2 separate regions of the Homo sapiens genome follow, and region 1 is linked to region 2. A link is an interaction called in ENCODE POLR2A ChIA-PET data of the cell type or tissue named here. Cell type or tissue: Panc1. All regions are shown on one strand. Links, peaks and the distances in the headings refer to the core of each region. The heading gives the core; the rest is flanking DNA. Region 1 has its middle 14 kb from the start of SCREEM1. Region 2 overlaps PEDS1-UBE2V1 (PEDS1-UBE2V1 readthrough).

Region 1 (8,727 bases), core at 5,808-8,307, 78 kb before region 2:
ACCCTCCAGGATATGGGACTTGGGGAAGGGGCAAACCCCTAATTTCTTTTTTTTCCTTTTCTTTTTTATTTTTATTTTTTTTTTTTAGATGGAGTCTTGGTCTGTTGCCCAGGCTGGAGTGCAGTGGCACAATCTCGGCTCACTGCAGCCTCGGCCTCCTGGGTTCAAGTGATTCTCCTGCCTCAGCCTCCCAAGTAGCTGGGACTACAAGGACCCCCCACCATGCCCGGTTAATTTTTGTAGTTTTAGTAGAGACGGGGGTTTCACCATGTTCGGCCAGGCTGATCTCGAACTCGTGATCTCAGGTGATCCTCCCACCTTGGCATCCCAAAGTGTTGGGATCATAGGCATGAGCCATCACACCTGGCCCAAAGGACCAATTTCAGACTCAGACTCAGAGAAGGCAGAAGTGAAGCTCAGGGTAGCCAGGTGTTGATTTTTGCATTTGCCGTTCCCTCTTCCTGGAACACTTTCTTACCCCTGTTGTCTCTGCAGCTGTTTCCCTCACTTCCGCTAGGCTGGGGCTTGAAGATCGCCTCTTTAAAGAAGCTTTCTCAGACCATGTGTCTAAGCCCTGCTGCCTTGGCCCTTCTCTTTGCCCCTGGCAAAGATACTTATTTCTTTTTATTATCTTGCATGCCTTTGGTTCACTTGTTTCTTGTCTGTCTCCTCCACCTGCCAGTGAGCTCAGTGAGGGTGGGACTTCGTTCACAGCTATAGCCTCTGCCCCCAACCCAGCACACAGTAGGTGCTCAAGAAATGCTCAAGCAGTGAATGAATGAATGGACAAAGCCAGGCCGTGGAAGACAAAGAAAGCCTCAGCTTTCTTTCTGGTGACTTGGTTTCTGGCTAGCAGAGGACAGGTTTCCTGAGTTACAGATAAGCAGAAGGTCAGGTGAATCAACGATAAGGGATGATAAGGCTCCAGGACCCACCGGCTGTTCCTGCCTCCTGGGGCCCCACAGAGGAAGCTCATTTTCAGCTTACTGCAGAACCTCCAGCAGAGCCGGGGCCTGGGAGCTGGGAGCCTACTCTGACTGCCACTGCTGCGGGGTGAGAATTCTCACACATTGTAAACGCTGCCCTGGCTCCTTTCTGGCTGGGGCAGCCAGGTGGACCTGCCCTGGGCTGGACAGGAGGTTTCCAGGTCCCCAGGATGGATGGTGTGTGTGACGGGGCCTCCCAGACCCCAGGATCCTCTTCCTGGGGGCGGGGCTTGGGCACTGGGTTCCCACAGATAGAATAGCTTAGAGCTCAAGGGTGAGCCAGCTGCCTGGGTTCAAATCCTGGCTCAGCCATTTAGAATTGGGCAAGCTATTCCAGCTGTACTGTGGTCCTCACTGTAAAAAGCTATAATAGTAGAAGTGTGTAAGAATACAGTACCTGGGCCTAGTTCGGGGCTCTGATCAGCTCCTGTGCCATAGATCCCTTTTTTATTATACATTTAGATTCATGTGTGTGTGTGTGTGTGTGTATATATATATATATATATATATTTTTTTTTTTTTTGAGACAGAGTCTCGCTCTGTTGCCCAGGCTGGAGTGCAGTGGGGCAATCTCAGCTCACCACAACCTCCACCTCCCGGGTTCAAGCAATTCTCCTGCCTCAGCCTCCTGAGTAGCTGGAACGACAGGCACGCACCACCATGCCTGGCTAAATTTTAGTAGAGATGGAGTTTCACCATGTTGGCCAGGCTAGTCTCAAACTCCTGACCTCGTGATCCGCCCACCTCAGCCTCCCAAAGTGCTGGGATTATAGGCATGAGCCACCACGCCCAGCCTTAGATTTACCTTTATAAATGAAATTGTATAGCATTAAAGTAAAACATTATATTAAACTAAAGTCATTAAAATATTTAATAGCTGAATGTTTGATATGGTGACAGCTGTGCTTTTTGGTTTTTGTTTATTTATTTATTTTTGAAACAGGCACTTACTCTGTTGCCCAGGCTGGAGTGCAGTGGAATGATTATGGCTCACTGCAGCCTCCACCACCCAGGCCCAAGCAATCCTCCCACCTCAGCTCCCTGAGTAGCTGGGACCAGAGGCCCACACCACCACACCCAGATAATTTTTTGTATTTTTGGTAGAGACAGGGTTCACCATGTTGCCCAGGCTGGCCTCAAACTCCTCAGCCTCCCAAAGTGCTGGGATTACAGGCGCAAGCCACCATGCCCAGCCAACTATGGTAATTTTGAAATCAGGAAGAGGACGAATGCTCTTTCTATGACACTGTAAAGAGACATGGACAAAGGATTTCTGATTGACAAAGCCACCGTCCAGCTACTGCCACTGTGGTTTCCCACGTCTGCTCGTAAGGGAAGGAAATGCCAAATTCCAGTTGGCGGTTAGTGAAAATCAGGACATCCCTTTTTTTCCCCCAGTCCAAGTTCACAGATCCCTGAATTCTCTTCGAGGGCCCTGGAGGTGGTGGTGAGTGATAGGATCTCACTGGGGATGGTGCAGGTGCCCAGAAGGAGGGGAGTCAGATGGGGGCTCCCTCAGGGGTTTGAGCTGGAGTGCTGAGTGCCCAGTGTAGGTGGCCTGGGTTGGAATCGGTCTCTGCCCACACTCCCTGGAGACCTCGGCCAGTGGCTGCTGGTCTCCAGGCCTCCTCTGAGGAATGGCCTCCTCGGCCTCTAGGGTTGAATAAGGAGGAGGTGGGACAGCGTGTGGCCTGTGTTGGCACAGGGGTCTGGGCTCTTGATAGAGGGGTTGGGGGAGAGGCCGTCCTGTGCCTTGGAGGGGGCCCCTTCCCCATCCAATGGCCTCTCCGAGGTCTGGGCCTGTGTGGAAGTCACCGTTTTGTGTTTGTGTCATCTGGGTAAGCTGGTGTGTCTTTGTGTGTTGGGGTGGATGTGTGTGTGTGTGTGCAGGTGTGAGTGTAGGGGCACATCTAGGAAGGGTGTCAGGCAGTGTGAGTCAGCGTGTTGTGTGTGGCTGTGTGTGTGAGCAGGGGTCCGTTCTGAGAGTGCGTTGTGTACGTGTGTGTCAGGGTTTGGTATGGCGTTCACTGGTGTGTGTGTGTGAGTTGAAAGTCTCTGGTGTTAGTTGATGGGAGTGAATGTGAGACTGTGGGTGTATTTGGGGACGTGGGGGGTGGACTGATGTGTGTGTGTGAGCACACATGCAGCAGGGTTGGTGGGCGGTGTCCAGTGTGTGTCTGTGTGAACGTGTGTGGCCCTGTCACCGCCGGCTCCAGGCCCAGCCACATAAACTTCACACCCCTGCGGGCGGGCTCCAGCGGCCCCGCAGCAGCCGCGTAGGGCAATGGGAAGCAGATGGGCCAGGAAGGAGGCCATATGGGGCTGGGGGTGGGGGCGCATTCCTCCCTCCCAGGGCCGCCAGGAAGCCCCCTGCCTGCCGGCCCCCCCATCGGGGTGGGAGCTAGAACTGACACAGTAACAAATGTCCTGTAGCCAGCGTGGAGTCAGCGTGGAGCCGGCATGGAGGCAGCCCCCGCCCCACAGCGGGGGGTAGAGAGAGAGAGTATAAATGAGGGGGATCCAGGAGATGCCGGCGGGGAAGATGCTGCCCTGATAAGCCACACCTGACCCCACGGCTGTGCACCCTTGGGCGCCGCACATACCCCCTCCGGGCCCATTTCCTTGGCAGGGTGGCTGTTGGGGATGGAATATAGGGACGTTCCCCCCACCCCCCACCGCGCCCCCTCGTCCCCTCCCCCCCTCCCCCCGCCTCCGTTTCCAGACCAGGGTAGGACCCTAACTCCAGAAACCCTGGTAGATGTCAACAGCAACAGGGTAAGGAGCTGCTAACCTGGAACTTGACTGCATTCCGGCGCTGGGGAGTGGCGAAGAGGTGGGCTCTGGAGCCAGGTCTGCCTGGGTTCCAGTCCGTGCTCTGACACTTCCTGACTGTGTAACTATCATCTGGCAAGTCACCTCCTCTGTGTCTCAGTTTCTTCTCTGTAAAGTGGAGGTAATAATAAGAGCACCTCCCTCCCCGCAGGCGGTGATGAAGGAAGTGCTTGCTCATCCTAGGCCAATCCCAGGTTTTGGCCAGGCTTGGGGCTTCGTAAATGTTAGCTACAAGCACCAGCTCCTGGGGGCTTCCCACACCCCCAGGAGGTTGCCTGGACGTACTTTGCAGAGGAGACCAGAGAGGTCAGGTACTCGCCAGTTCACACAGGGTTTAAGGGGCAGAGATGGGTTCAAACCCAGGCCTTCCATCCCCGGCGCCTGCTCTCCTCACCACTCCTCAGGGAGCATGGCTGGCGCCTCCCTTCCCACCCTCTCCAGCTCCGCCCCTGCCCTGTCTAGGGTGAGCTGCTGGGCTGTTTCTTGTCACATCCAGATGAGAGCAGAGGCTGGGGCCCTCTTCCAGCTGAGACAAGGTCCAGGAGGTCGCTGGAAAGGCGGCAGGCTCCTCCCACTGTAACCCTGGCCCCGACGGTGGGAGCCAGCCCTGACTTTCAGGCCCTAATTAGATTTAGGCAGCTCTGGGTGCAGACCCTGGCTCCCCTCTCCCTGCTGTGTGACCCAGGGCAAGGGCCTGGAGCACTCAGAGCCTCAGGGGTATCCGGGGACAGGGTAGCAGGGACTCAGCCATGGGGAAACGGCAGCGACTGTTCTTGCAGCGAGTGTCTGATGAACGGCCCCTATTAGTTCCCCCCTCGTGGAGGTCGAGATCAGGCAGGGCCGGAGTGGAGGGAAGGGCTTAGAAGCAGAGCTTGCTCTGGGTGGCTTTGGCCTGGTCTGTTCACCTCCTCCAAGGCTCCCTTTCCTGTTTCCCAAAGCAACATCATCAGGCAGGTTTGTCGGGAGGCTTAACAGGATCATGTGAAAGCACTTGGCACATGCTAGGTGCTCAACCAGTGCTGTGTTGGCTTCTCTGTCTCTCTCTCTCTCTTTCTCTCTCTCTCTCTTTTTTTTTTTTTTTTTAATTGAGACAGGGTCTCACACTGTCACCCAGGCTGGAGTGCAATGGTGTGATCATAGCTTACTGCAACCCCCACCTCCCAGGTTCAAGGGATCCTCCTGCCTCAGTCTCCTGAGTAGCTGAGATTACAGGCATGGGCCACCACGCCCAGCTAATTTTTGTATTTTTATTTTATTTTATTTTTTGGAGACAGAGTCTCGCTCTGTCGCTCAAGGTGGAGTATAGTGGCAAAATCTCAGCTCACTGCAACCTCCACCTCCCTGGTTCAAGCAATTCTCCTGCCTCAGCCTCCCAAGTAGCTGGGACTACAGGCACCCGCCACCATGCTTGGCTAATTTTTGTATTTTTAGTAGAGACGGGGTTTCGCCATGTTGTCCAGGCTGGTCTGGAACTCCTGACCTCAAGCGATCCACCCACCGCCACCTCCGAAAGTCCTGAGATTACAGGCCTGAGCCACCGTGCCCAGCCAGTGGCTTCTCTCCTATTCTTGTCCCTTGTGGGCCCTTGTAGGGACATCTGTTTTAAGTTCCCACCCAGCATGGACTCTCCTTTCTCTGTGCCTCAGTCCAAGGGTTTTGGGTGGGGCATGCACTCAGTACTGACCAATCAGGACAACTGCATCCTCTCAGCCAATGAGAGACAGGCCTGGGATTTTTGCTGGACCCATGGGGAAAGAGGCACTTCGTTTCTATTGGGGTTGCTAAATGGGCTGGGTGGAATCCTGGACTTGGGGGTTCATCCTGCCTTGTTGAGGAGAGGCTTGGCTGAGTGGAGGCTGCAAAGATGGAGAGGAGGCAAGTCCCACGGATGAAATGTGAATGCCCAGATGCAATCATGCCTGGGACTGTTGTTGATTCCTGCTTTGTGGGAGAGAAACTGAGGCCAAATCCAAGGTCACAGAGCCAGGAAGGGGGCAGAACTGGGATTTGAACCCAGGCCGACTGGCGCCAGTGGCTGTGTCCTTAACCTCCAGACTCTACAGAGGCCTTTGGTATAAATCCCTCCCTGTAGCCTGAAATCCTCACCCAGCCTAGTTTTTGAGCTCAGCTATTTCTGAGCTTCCCAAGGGAGAATGTTTTCTGCCTCTGGCAGAAAAATCGGGAGAAAATGAAAGCCCTGTGGTCTGGCTGCAAACTCAATTTGGGCAAGCTTGGGACAAATGAAAATTCTTTCCTTCTTTCGTTCTTCCTCTTTCTCTCTTTCTCCTCTTTCTTTCTTTCTCCCCCTCCCTACCTCCTCCTTTCCTTCCTCTCTTCCTCCATCCATCCCTTCCTTCCTCTCTCTTCCTTCCCTTCTCCCTCCTTCCTTCCCTCCCTCCCTCCCTCCATTCCTACTCCTTCCCTCTATCCTTCCTCCTAACCCCTTCCTCACTCTCCTTCCTGTCTGAAATAAACCAGAGCTTACTCCAGCCCATCTCACATCCTGGTCCTGCTCTCACCTCTGCCTGGATGACTTGCATCTCTGCCCAGTTCCAAGCCTAGTTGGCCATGTTGGGCCCCAGTACAGCCATCACCAGTGACACCTATTAAAATGCAGATCCCTGGCAGGGCGCAGTGGCACATGTCTGTAACCCCAGAACTTTGGGAGGCTGAGGCGGATGGATCACCTGAGGTCAGGAGTTTGAGACTAGCCTGGCCAACATGGTGAAACCCCATCTCTATGAGAAATACAAAAAATTAGCCGGGTGTGGTGGCACATTCCTGTGATCCCAGCTACTTGGGAGGCTGAGGCAGGAGAATTGCTTGAATCCAGGAGGCAAAGGTTGCAGTGAGCCAAGATTGTGCCATTGCACTCCAGCCTGGGCAACAAGAGCGAAACTCCGTCTCAAAAAAAATAAATAAAATGCAGATCCTGGGGCCCCACACCAGCAGATGCATATTTGTGCGTTTGGGGCAAAGGCAGAGGAGATGAACACCCAGTGGACATTCAGATGCAGGTGGTTCTTGGGACACTGGGTGTCTAGGGTCTTGTAGGGCCTGGAAGACCAAGGTTAAAGGTTGTGCTTAGGGGCCAGCCATGATGGTTCATGTCTGTAATCCCAGCACTTTGGGAGGTCAAGGCGGGTGGATCACCTGAGGTCAGGAGTTCAAGACCAGCCTGGCCAATATAGTAAAATCCCATCTCTACTAAAAATACAAAAAATTAGCCTGGCGTGGTGGCAGATCTCTGTAATCCCAGCTACTCGAGAGGCTGAGGCAGGAGAATTATTTGAACTCGGGAGGCTGAGGCAGGAGAATTGCTTGAACCTGGGAGGCGGAGGTTGCAGTGAGCCAAGGTTGTGCCACTGCACTCCACCCTGGGCAACAAGAGCAAAACTTCATCTCAGAAAATAAAAGAAACTGAGTTTCAGAGTGGTCAAGCTTCTTGCCCGAGACCACACAGCTGGTGGGTGGCAGAGCTGGGACTTGAACCCAGGCATCTGGCTCCAGACTCTGTGCTCTTACTGGTACTGTAGGAAGCTTTAGTTTTGCTTATTTTATTCACTGCTGCATCTCCAGTGCCTGCCTTGTGCTGGGTCTTAATAAAGATTTGTTGAATGAATGAATGGATGGATGGATGAATAGATTGCTCATTGAAGGGAGTTGACTCAATTAGTAGGTGTTCTGCAATTGCTCTTTCTCTCCTAAATATGTTGTCTAGGCTGGTCTCGAGCTCCTGACCTCAAGCCATCCACCCACCTCGACCTCCCAGAGTGCTGGGATTACAGGCGTGAGCCACCGTGCCTGGCCGGGAGATCTTAGAGCAGTGCTAATCCTGTAGCAGAGTCCTGGCCTTCTCTTTCCACTCTGTGTAGCAGGGATAGTAGCAATCCCACTGCTCAGGGCTGTCATGACTTAAGTGAGACAGTGCCAGGGCTGTGCCCAGCACAGGAGTATATGCTCCATGAGCCGTAACAGGTTTGATCAGTTTCCCAGGCTCTTCTTTACTCTGATTTCCTTGTCTGATCCTATCTCCCTCTCAGGCCAAACAGGGCCACACATGGTGCCAGGCACACAGTAGTTGCTCAGGGAAGAAGGATAGCTACATGAGCGCTTGCTGTGCGCTAGGCTCTTTTTAAACACTCATGATCTGATCTACTTCTTCCAACAGCCAACAAGGAATGGACCCAGTGTTTGGCCCAGCAGACCCTCCATAAATGTTTGTTGAGTGACTGAATGAAACAGCGCTGGCTACATTGGCAGAGTGCCTGGCACAAGCTCTGCCAGCCTCCTACCTGCTGCCAGCTCACAGACAGGCCTGGGTTTCTACATCTGCCAGCGCTGCCAGGAGATGAACTGGCCTTGGGGGAGGTAGTTCCCGGCTGTGGAGCCCGAGGGAGCAAAGCTGCAAAGGAGGATTTTCCTCCACGCAGTTCAGCCTGGGCTGAGTAATTGCTCACTGGGTCTTGGTCCAGCGGCGGCCAGGGCAGGTAGGCATGGGGCTGCAGGAGTCACCAGTTGATAGCCAAGCCTGGAGTTCTGCCAGCCACAGCTCTAGGGCCCCTGGATGACAGCAGCATCCCGGAGATGCCACCATGAGCTCAGAGGGGTCCCATCACTTCTCTGAGCCTCAGTCTCTTGGTTGGCAGTTGCCCCAGCTCCATGGGGCTGTGTGAGATTTGAAGGGGTCCTGTATGTGAGGCTGGGACAGGTGTTATGATTGTGTGGAGGGCAGAAGCTGCCTGGAAGTGTGAAAAGGCCTCGACCTCAGATGCAGACAGGCCTGGAGGGCCTTGGGTGAGTCATTTCCCTCTGCAAGCCTCGGCTTCCTCCAGCCTGCTGTCATGAGCCAAAGAAAGGAGAAAGATGGTTCTCAAAAGCAGGAACTTTTGAACCATAAGTGAGAAAA
Region 2 (8,727 bases), core at 3,719-6,218:
GTGGTGGTATGTGCCTATAACCCCAGCGACTAGGGAGGCTGAGGCAGGAGAATCGCTTGAACCCGGGAGACAGAGACTGCCGTGAGCTGAAATCACGCCACTGCACTCCACCCTGGGCAACAGAATAAGACTCCATCTCAAAAAAACAGAAAAAACACTATTTTGGAGAACCCCAGAGGCTCAACAGTGCTCCTCGATGAGGGCCATTTTTGCCCCTCTGCTGGGAAGGGGAAGGGAGGATCAAGCGTTGCCTAGACACATTTATGGTTGCTGCAATGGAGACGGGGGTACTGCTGGCTTCTAGTGAGTAGAGGCCAGGGATGCTGCTAAACAGCCTACAACGCACATACCTAGCACTCTCATGACAAAGAAAAGAACCAGCCCTACATGCCACGTCTGAGAAACTCTGCTCTATATAACTTGACTATTGTTAGTACTTCTGTGGTCAAAGTAGAAATATTCCATGTCTAACGCTGTGGACAGCTAGACATTTGCCAGAATTGTGCAAGGAGCAGTTGGCTCAGAAGCTTTGTTTTTAGGTTTGGAGGATTTGCTTTTCTTTAAATAAACAAACAAACAAAAAAGGTGGGGGCACTATTCAAACAGCACACACATATGACTAAAACATTCAAAGAGTACAGAAGGGTATATGGTAAAAAGTAAGTTTCCTTTCCACTCCAGCCCTAGCCAGCCAGCTCCCTTCTGAAGAAGACAACCACTGTCAGCAGCTTCTTTCCCATTCCTCCAGAGGTATTCTAAGCACACAGAAGCAGTGTATGCATGAGCTCTTCCTCTGCACCCAAGGCCCCCCACTCCAACTGGCAGCATACTCTGTCTCCTGTTTTATAATTTACTTTTTCACAATATCATGGAGATCATTCCATTTCAGCACACATAAATCTGTCTCATTGTTCAACAGCTAAACAGGACATAATATGGTATACTCAAAGACAATGATGTTGTTTCCAATATTTTGCTACTACTGACAATGCTGCATGAAATAATTTTGTACACTGCCTTTGGGCAATACATTCAAGAGAAATTGGAAAGTAAATTCCTAGAAGAATTCCTGGATCACATGGTATAGACCTTTGAAATTTTGATGGAAAATGTTCTTTTGAGTAAAACAATAACAAAAACCTAATAGGGAGATGAGTTACTCAAGTGCTCTATTTAGATGCTTTAATAATTATGTGGATATTCGAGTTACACAGCAAATAGCTCATGTGCTAATCATGAAAGATTGGTCACAGGAAGCATCTACACACAGATAGTTCCTTTTATGACTTAGTTTCTGACCTTGGGGAACCAGGATAATAAAAACTACAAGGGTGAAAAGACAATAACAAGTGTTGGTGAGAATGTGGAGAAATGGGAACTTTCGGGCATTGCTAGTAGGAATGTAAAATGGTGCAGCCACTTTGGGAAACAGTTTGGCATTTCCTCCAAATGTTAAACACAGTTACCATATGATCCAGCAATTCCACTCCTAGGTATACACCCAGGGGAATTCAAAAATGTATCTCCGGCAGGGCGCGATGGCTCACACCTGTAATTCCAGCACTTTGGGAGGCCGAGGTGGGTAGATCATGAGGTCAGGAGTTCAAGACCAGCCTGGCTAAGATGGTGAAACCCCGTCTCTACTAAAAATACAAAATTAGCTGGGCGTGGTGGCGGGTACCTGTAATCCCAGCTACTCGGGAGGCTGAGGCAGAGAATTGCTTGAATCCGGGAGGTGGAGGTTGCAGTGAGCCGAGATTGCGCCACTGCACTCCAGCCTGGGAGACAGAGCGAGACTCCAACTCAAAAAAAAAAAAAAAAAAAAAAAAATAATAATAATAATAATAATAAAATATATATATATAAAATATATTATGTATGTTATATATATAATATATATAGGCTTGGAGGATTTGCTTTTATTTAAATAAAAATATATTATATATTATAATTATATATCTTATATATAATTATATGTAATATATATTACATATCATATATGTTATATAAATATACAGTATATATAATATATAACATATGCATTATATAATATATAATGCATTATATAATATATAATGCATTATATAATATATAATGCATTATATAATATATAATTATATATAATATATGTCCATCTTCAAAGGAGGAAAAATTAGGTAGCTAAAAACAACTATGTCCATCTATTCCAGCAGGTGTAGATAAAAAAATAAAAAGAAAATATATGTCCACATACAAACCTGTATATAAATGTTCCTAGAAGCATTATTTATAATAGCCAAAAGGTAGAAACAACCCAAATGTTCATCAACAAATGGAAAAACAAAATATGGCGTATCTGTACAATGGAATATTATTCAGCCATAAGAAGAATAAAAGTATTGATAGATGCTACAATATGCTTGAACCTTGAAAAAATTATGCTGAGTAAAGGAAGCCAGTCACAAAAGGCCACATACTGTAGAATTCCATTTATAATAGATGTTCAGAAAAAGCAAATTCATTGAGCTAGAAAGTAGACTGATGATTGTCAAAGATGGGAAATGGGGGATGTGGGAGGGAGAATGGGGGGTGCCTACCGATGGGTATGGGTTCCTTTTTGAGGTGATGAAAACGTTCTGAAATTAGTGACGGATGCACAACTCTGAATGTAAGACCACCGAACTGTATATTTAAAAGGGTGAATTCTATCCCAATAAAGCTGTTACCAAAAACAAATACATGGAGGACTCCTGGCATACCGTAGCTACGCATTACAACTTCCAAAGCCTCTTTTGGAAAGAGATAAACTGAAATTCAGGGTAGCCCAAGCTGTTTTAGGCAGACAGAATATTTTCAGCAGAATTTACTGATGCATTGTTTTGTGTGTTTTTTTGAAAGTGTACAATTCAGTGGTATTTAGTGTATCGCAATGTTGTACATTGGTTCAATTCTCAGTATTTTAGAACCTGTAAATCAGTAAGTTGATTAACAAATCTACTGAGTACCCCATTCTGAGTCATTTCTAGGTATTCTGGGAAGTAAGGAGGGAAGCACAGTTCTCATCCTCAAGAAACCGAAATCATTCTTAGGAAGAGAAGACATGCAGTGAAGAAGATGTCAGCATATGATGGACCTTCAGAGACAGCAAAGAAAATTATCTCCATGGAGAAACAGGATTTCTAGATTGGGTTTTCCCCGGTATTTAGCAGACGCAGAAAATTCTGGTTTTCACAGGAAAAAAAGGATAAAGAAATGAGTAAAAACAGATCAAATGTATATATTTTTAAAACTCCACAAAACTATAGGGTCACAAAATGACTTAAGAAGCAACATTAAATGGCAAAGCCAATCATTCACCATGAGTGTTGATGACCATCTGAAATGAGCATTAGTGTCCTAACACTTAACGAACATGTCACTTGTCCCTGTTCCAGCCCGGGCCACGCCCTACATGTCTTTCTGCTCTCACAGTGCTAGTGCAGAGTCCTGCACACAATCAAAAGAATGAATGTTGTCATCATCCTTAAACACAAGCAGACACAGGACAGGTCTTGCTACATTCAGGCAGAGGCCCTTACTGCTTGTCTGAAGTGTGTGTCACAGTATGGAAATCAATTTCTTGACTCCTACATCAAGTTACTACTTGATTAGTATCTTCTATAATGGTAACAGATGAAAACTCAAAATGTAAACAAAAGGGAGACACCACAGCACAGTGGTTAAGAGCACAGGCTCTGGAGTCAGATCTGGTTTGGGGGTTACCAGCTATGTGACTTTGGGCAAGAGATCTGACTCCTCTGAGTCTGTCTCCTCATCTGTGAAATGGAATGCAATTGCACCTAACAATGGGGTCTTGTGAGAGTTAAGAGACATTTCTTGAGGGTTTACTATGTGTCCTCAAAAAACGGTTGGCTGGCATTATGAAGACTGGGAACTCTCACAAATCAGGAAGGTCTGAAAGAGGCCACTTTTCCCCATCCTCATTGTCTTCGTCTTCTTTGCAAAGGCCTCTGGGTCTAGTAGTGCCTGGAATAGACCAGGAGCTGACAGGCTTGCCAGGGACCTTTGCTGAATGGCCCAAGGAACTAGGATACAGGTGCACGGCAGACCTGGGAGACAGTGAAGAAAAACCACAACTGGGAAGGCTTTCCAGAGTTAATTTGGAGACTGGCTTCAGGAATGCTGGCTATACCTAGGGCCTAGTTATTTGGTTAGCCCAGAGATTGTTCTGAACGACATCTGATGGTGCAATGACTTCACACCTCACTGTCTACATTGTCATATAAATTCACACTATGAGTCTAAACAGGTTTTTGCTTACCATTTAGAGGGGTTAAACAGCATCAGAGGAGGTTCAAATATATAAACTGAAACTGGTCAAAAAAGAATAGCCACATTTCAGAAAATATACCATTGGTGAGCTTTTTTTCCGTGATAAGGCTAATATTTTTTAAAAGGAGGCACAGTGAATTTAAGACATTGACATTTATAGCCGTAGCTCGACGCTTACTCTTGGAGGCCCAATTATCATCCCTGTCCATCTTGTAAGTGTCATGTCTTCGTCATCTTCTAGACCCCAGCTAACTGTGCCATCTCCTACTCCTTTCTGGCCTTCTTCGAGTTCTTCCAACAGTCGGAAATTGCGAGGGACTTTTACTCCTAAAATAAATGGAAAGAAATTCAAGATACCAGCAACTCCAGGGGAACTTGTAAGCCTAGAGCTAGCTGCTCATTATCTCTCCCTGGGAATCAAGATGCTAACATGCAAAAAAATCACGGAAAGTTATCACACCTCAAACTTGCTACTTATAAAGCTATCAGTATCAACCAGCACAACCAGAGGGAAGGGGCACATGGTTCTCTGACAGGTGAAGTGACTAGGGCTAGATAACCAAACTTAGAAAGATACCCCACCCCTACCCCTTGGACAAACCTCCTAAGGGGCTTACATGTCTAAATGTCTATGAATTGGGGTCAACTAGTATGAGATGAAAACCATCAATATCAGGTGCTAACAAAAGTACCTTGGAAGACAAGAGGCTAAGACTACGCTTATTTGTTGGCATGACTCTCAAACAACCTTTAGGAGGAATAGTCACCATGGATATGGGAAATAAAAATGGTATCCTCTTAATCAACTAAGAGTCAACTGAAGGCACCAAGGATAAAATATTCTATTGTTTTTCAATTATTTAAGTGATAGTTTCTCTTTTAACTTACAAAAAAGCTAAAAGGGAATAGCTGGTTCTCAATTGTTTTCCAAAAATCCCAAAGCCTGGCAAGTAGCTCTTGAAAGCAACGCATGAAAACACCTCACAGGTTCAAGCCACAGTACCGGGTTCAGGCTGAGGCTTGAGCCATTTCTAGGTGTCTTCCAGAACAGAACCTAGGTACTGGGGCCAGACAAGGGAGGGGGCTATGGGAGGAGAGAGAGATGGACTTTCCTTCTGTGCTTGGGGAACAAATCATCTCTCCTAGGGTTGCACTCCCAACCAATCCTGACTGTCTCTCCTTCCTCCATTTTCCCTGGCATATGCACTATTTTCTCTGGAAAAAACTCAGGATCCAGTCAAGTTTCAAGTTCTCTGCCTTGAATGCTGAGCTCTCAATTGGCCAGACTCTCAGAGACAAACAGGACTAACCATGTGACTGTGAAGAGAGGCTCACTGGAGGGACCCCAGATTGTGGGAGGTGTTGCCAGTATATGTATTTCCCAAAGTGTAGGACACACGCCATTAATTCAATTGGAATAAATATTTGAGTACTTAGTATACATCGGGGACTTTTCTAAGCACTGAAGAACAAGCAGTGAATAAAACAAAAATGCCTGCAGCTTACATTCTAGTAGAAGACATATAATGGACAAAAATGAATATGTAAATTATACAGTATGACAGATCCTGGTGTTCCGGAGGAGGGAGTAATACGGGAGGGGCTATACTTTTAAATGGAGGGATAAAGGAAAAGTGTTATTGCAATCAGGTGTCATAACTAAAGACCTAAAGAAGGTGAGAGGGCATGATTTATGGATAGCTGAGGAGAAAGTCTTTGAGACAGAGCAAACAAGTGCAAAGGCCCTAAAATAGAGGCTGCTTAGGGTGTCAAAGGACAGCAAGGAGGCCAATTTAGCTCAAACCAAGTGAGGAAGATGAGAGAGCAAGAGGAGATTAAGGATGCCAACTGTTACTGAGTGACATGATCTGTCTTGTTTTTAATAGGATCCCTCAGACTGCTGTGTGAGGATGAGAGTGAAGGGAGCAAGGGCAGAAGCAGCTAGGAGGCTACTGCAATAATCCTAGCAAAAGATAATACCCGTTTGGACCAGGGTGATAGCAGGAAAGTAGTGAGGAGTGGCGTAATTCTAGGCATTTCAGAGGTCTGAGCTGTGGAGATTTGCTATCAGGTTGCCTGTGAGGTGTGAGAGACAAGAGTCAACTACAGCTCCCAGGTTTTTGGTCCAAGCAACTGAAGGACAGAGTTGGTAGTGGTATGTTAGAGGACTTTCGGTGGTATGTGATTGAACACTTCGTTTTACAGTCACGTATTTATGTTTAAGAATAACTTATTTAGGGTAAGTAATATACTAACTTCCCATTTATAATAATGGTAAAAGTTTCCTTTAAAATAAATGTAAGCAAAAGAGTCAGTTGATTACAAGAAAAATATTAAATAGTACTACATATGGTATTTGAAAGGAAACAGCAAAACCTGCAAGCATACTTGAACTGCTTGTTTGGAAAACACTGGCATTTTCATCTGCACAGCAGCCAACTGGATTATTCAGCTATACTGGATTAAGTCTCCTGTAGCAAACATAAAACTGAAAGATAGTGGTGACATTATAGGCAAAAAGCCAGACAACACAACTATTGTTCAGAAAGGGTTCAATCTAAATCTTTAATAATCCTAATTAGGCTAGCGGGGGAAAAGTCACTACATTACTACTGGTTAATTTACAAGCCTGCACTAATAAAAATGAACATCAAAAGAATCATATTGATAGGAAGGCTGATGACTGAGGTACTTGTTCACAGATCGTGCTATGGGCTGGGCTGAACTGTGTTCCCCTCAAATTTATATACTTAAGTCCTAACTCCCAGTACCTCAGAATGTGACAAAACCTGCTGACACCTTGATCTTGGGCTTCTGGTCTCTAGAGCTGTGAGAAATTTGTTGTTTAAGCCCCACCCAGTCTATGGTATTTTGTTATGACAGCACTAGCAAACTCATATAGATGATAAGTGACATCTTAAGGAGCTTTATAGAGTTGGTAAGGATACAGAACAAGATGTTAACAGCTGTTATCTCTGGGTAAAAGAATTATGGATGATTCCCCCTACTTTCTCTATTTCCTGATTTTTTTACAACAATCCCATGTTATTTGCATAACAAAAAACCAATTAGGAACCATTTCAACTGCACCCCCACGCAAGGACCTACCCAGGGCCTGTGCGACTGTCATTCCTGCTGTCCAGAAGGCTCCTTCCCCTAGGAATCCATAAGCCAAGCTCCCTCAGCTTCTTTAGGGCTTTGGTTGTCCAGCACTTCATCTCAATAAGGATCAAGGGTTCTTCTCTGAGTAGGAATCTCACTTAACGGCATTCCTTAAGTGACTAACTTTTAATGGACAATGATTTTAATGTTACTAAAACTTGGTCAGCTGGGTATGGCAGCTCACACCTGTAATCCCAGCACTTTGAGAGGCCAAGACAATCGTCTGAGGCCAGGAGTTCGAGATCAGCCTGGGCAACATGGAGAAATCTCATGTCTACAAAAAAATACAAGAATTAGCTGGGCATGGTGGTGCCCACCTGTAGTCCTAGTTACTCAGGAGGCTGAGAGGGGAGGGTCACTTGAGCCAGGAAGGCGGAGGTTGCAGTGAGGCGAGACTGCACCACTGCACTCCAGCCTGGGCGACAGAGTGAGACCCTGTCTCAAAAACCAAAAATAAACAAAAAATAATAAATAAATTAGCTGGGTGTGGTGGTGCACACCTGTAGTCCCAGCTGCTTAGGAGGCTGAGACAGGAGGACTGCTTGAGCCTGGAAGGTCAAGTCTGTAGTGAGCTATGATCACGCCACTGCATTCCAGCCTGGGCAACAGAGCAAGAACCTGTCTCTATTTAAAAAAAAAAAAAAAAAAAAGACGGGGCGCGGTGGCTCACACCTGTAATTCCAGCACTTTGGGAGGCCGAGGTGGGTGGATCATGAGGTCAAGAGTTCAAGATCAGCCTGGCTAGTATGATGAAACTCCGTCTCTACTAAAAATACAAAATTAGCCGGGCGTGGTGGTGTGCACCTGTAGTCCCAGCTACTCGGGAGGCTGAGGCAGAAAAATTGCTTGAACCCTGGAGGCAGAGGTTGCAGTGAGCTGAGGTTGCACCACTGCACTCCAGCCTGAGTGACAGAGCAAGACTCCATCTCCAAAAAAAAAAAAGTGTTAAGACTGTCAAATAAATGGCAAAGTATAACAGCTTCTACAGTTAAGCCCTTCATTACTGAATGGAAGCTGTATTACACAAGTGACCTCTATTTTGAGTTGCTCTTTTTGGCAAGACAAAAAAATGTGTTAGTTTCTTATGTCAGGTATTTAAATGTCAGCTGGACTATTTATAGTAGGACTATTCCTCTTGCAAACTTAAGCAAAGAACTTCTCTATGGCTGAAAGGTTACCTTTTCACCTAACAATCAGATCTGATTAGGAAATCCTAACATTCAAATATCACAAGCTTGTTGCTATTAGTTTCAA

Evidence for each region. Peaks named below come from ENCODE experiments on the same cell type or tissue, not always from the same donor. Only the 100,000 strongest peaks of a DNase experiment are listed, where the experiment ranks them.
Region 1: POLR2A ChIA-PET joins it to region 2 with 7 read pairs; 5 of 35 experiments call an interaction of 5 or more read pairs at or near these places.

What each region holds. Positions count from the first base shown.
Region 1 is chr20:50,011,870-50,020,596 of GRCh38, forward strand. No RefSeq gene overlaps it. Among named protein-coding and RNA genes, the nearest start is that of SCREEM1, 14 kb to the right of the region's middle. RefSeq lists an enhancer at 3,915-4,642. In Panc1, for the core only: no CTCF peak of the experiment used is centred there; no DNase peak of the experiment used is centred there; H3K27ac peaks cover 320 bases.
Region 2 is chr20:50,092,183-50,100,909 of GRCh38, forward strand. It overlaps PEDS1-UBE2V1 (PEDS1-UBE2V1 readthrough), which reads right to left. Exons shown (of 8, transcript NM_199203.3): 6 at 4,490-4,638. It overlaps UBE2V1 (ubiquitin conjugating enzyme E2 V1), which reads right to left. Exons shown (of 4, transcript NM_001032288.3): 2 at 4,490-4,638. Among named protein-coding and RNA genes, the nearest start is that of UBE2V1, 17 kb to the right of the region's middle. RefSeq lists an enhancer at 7,080-7,743. In Panc1, for the core only: no CTCF peak of the experiment used is centred there; no DNase peak of the experiment used is centred there.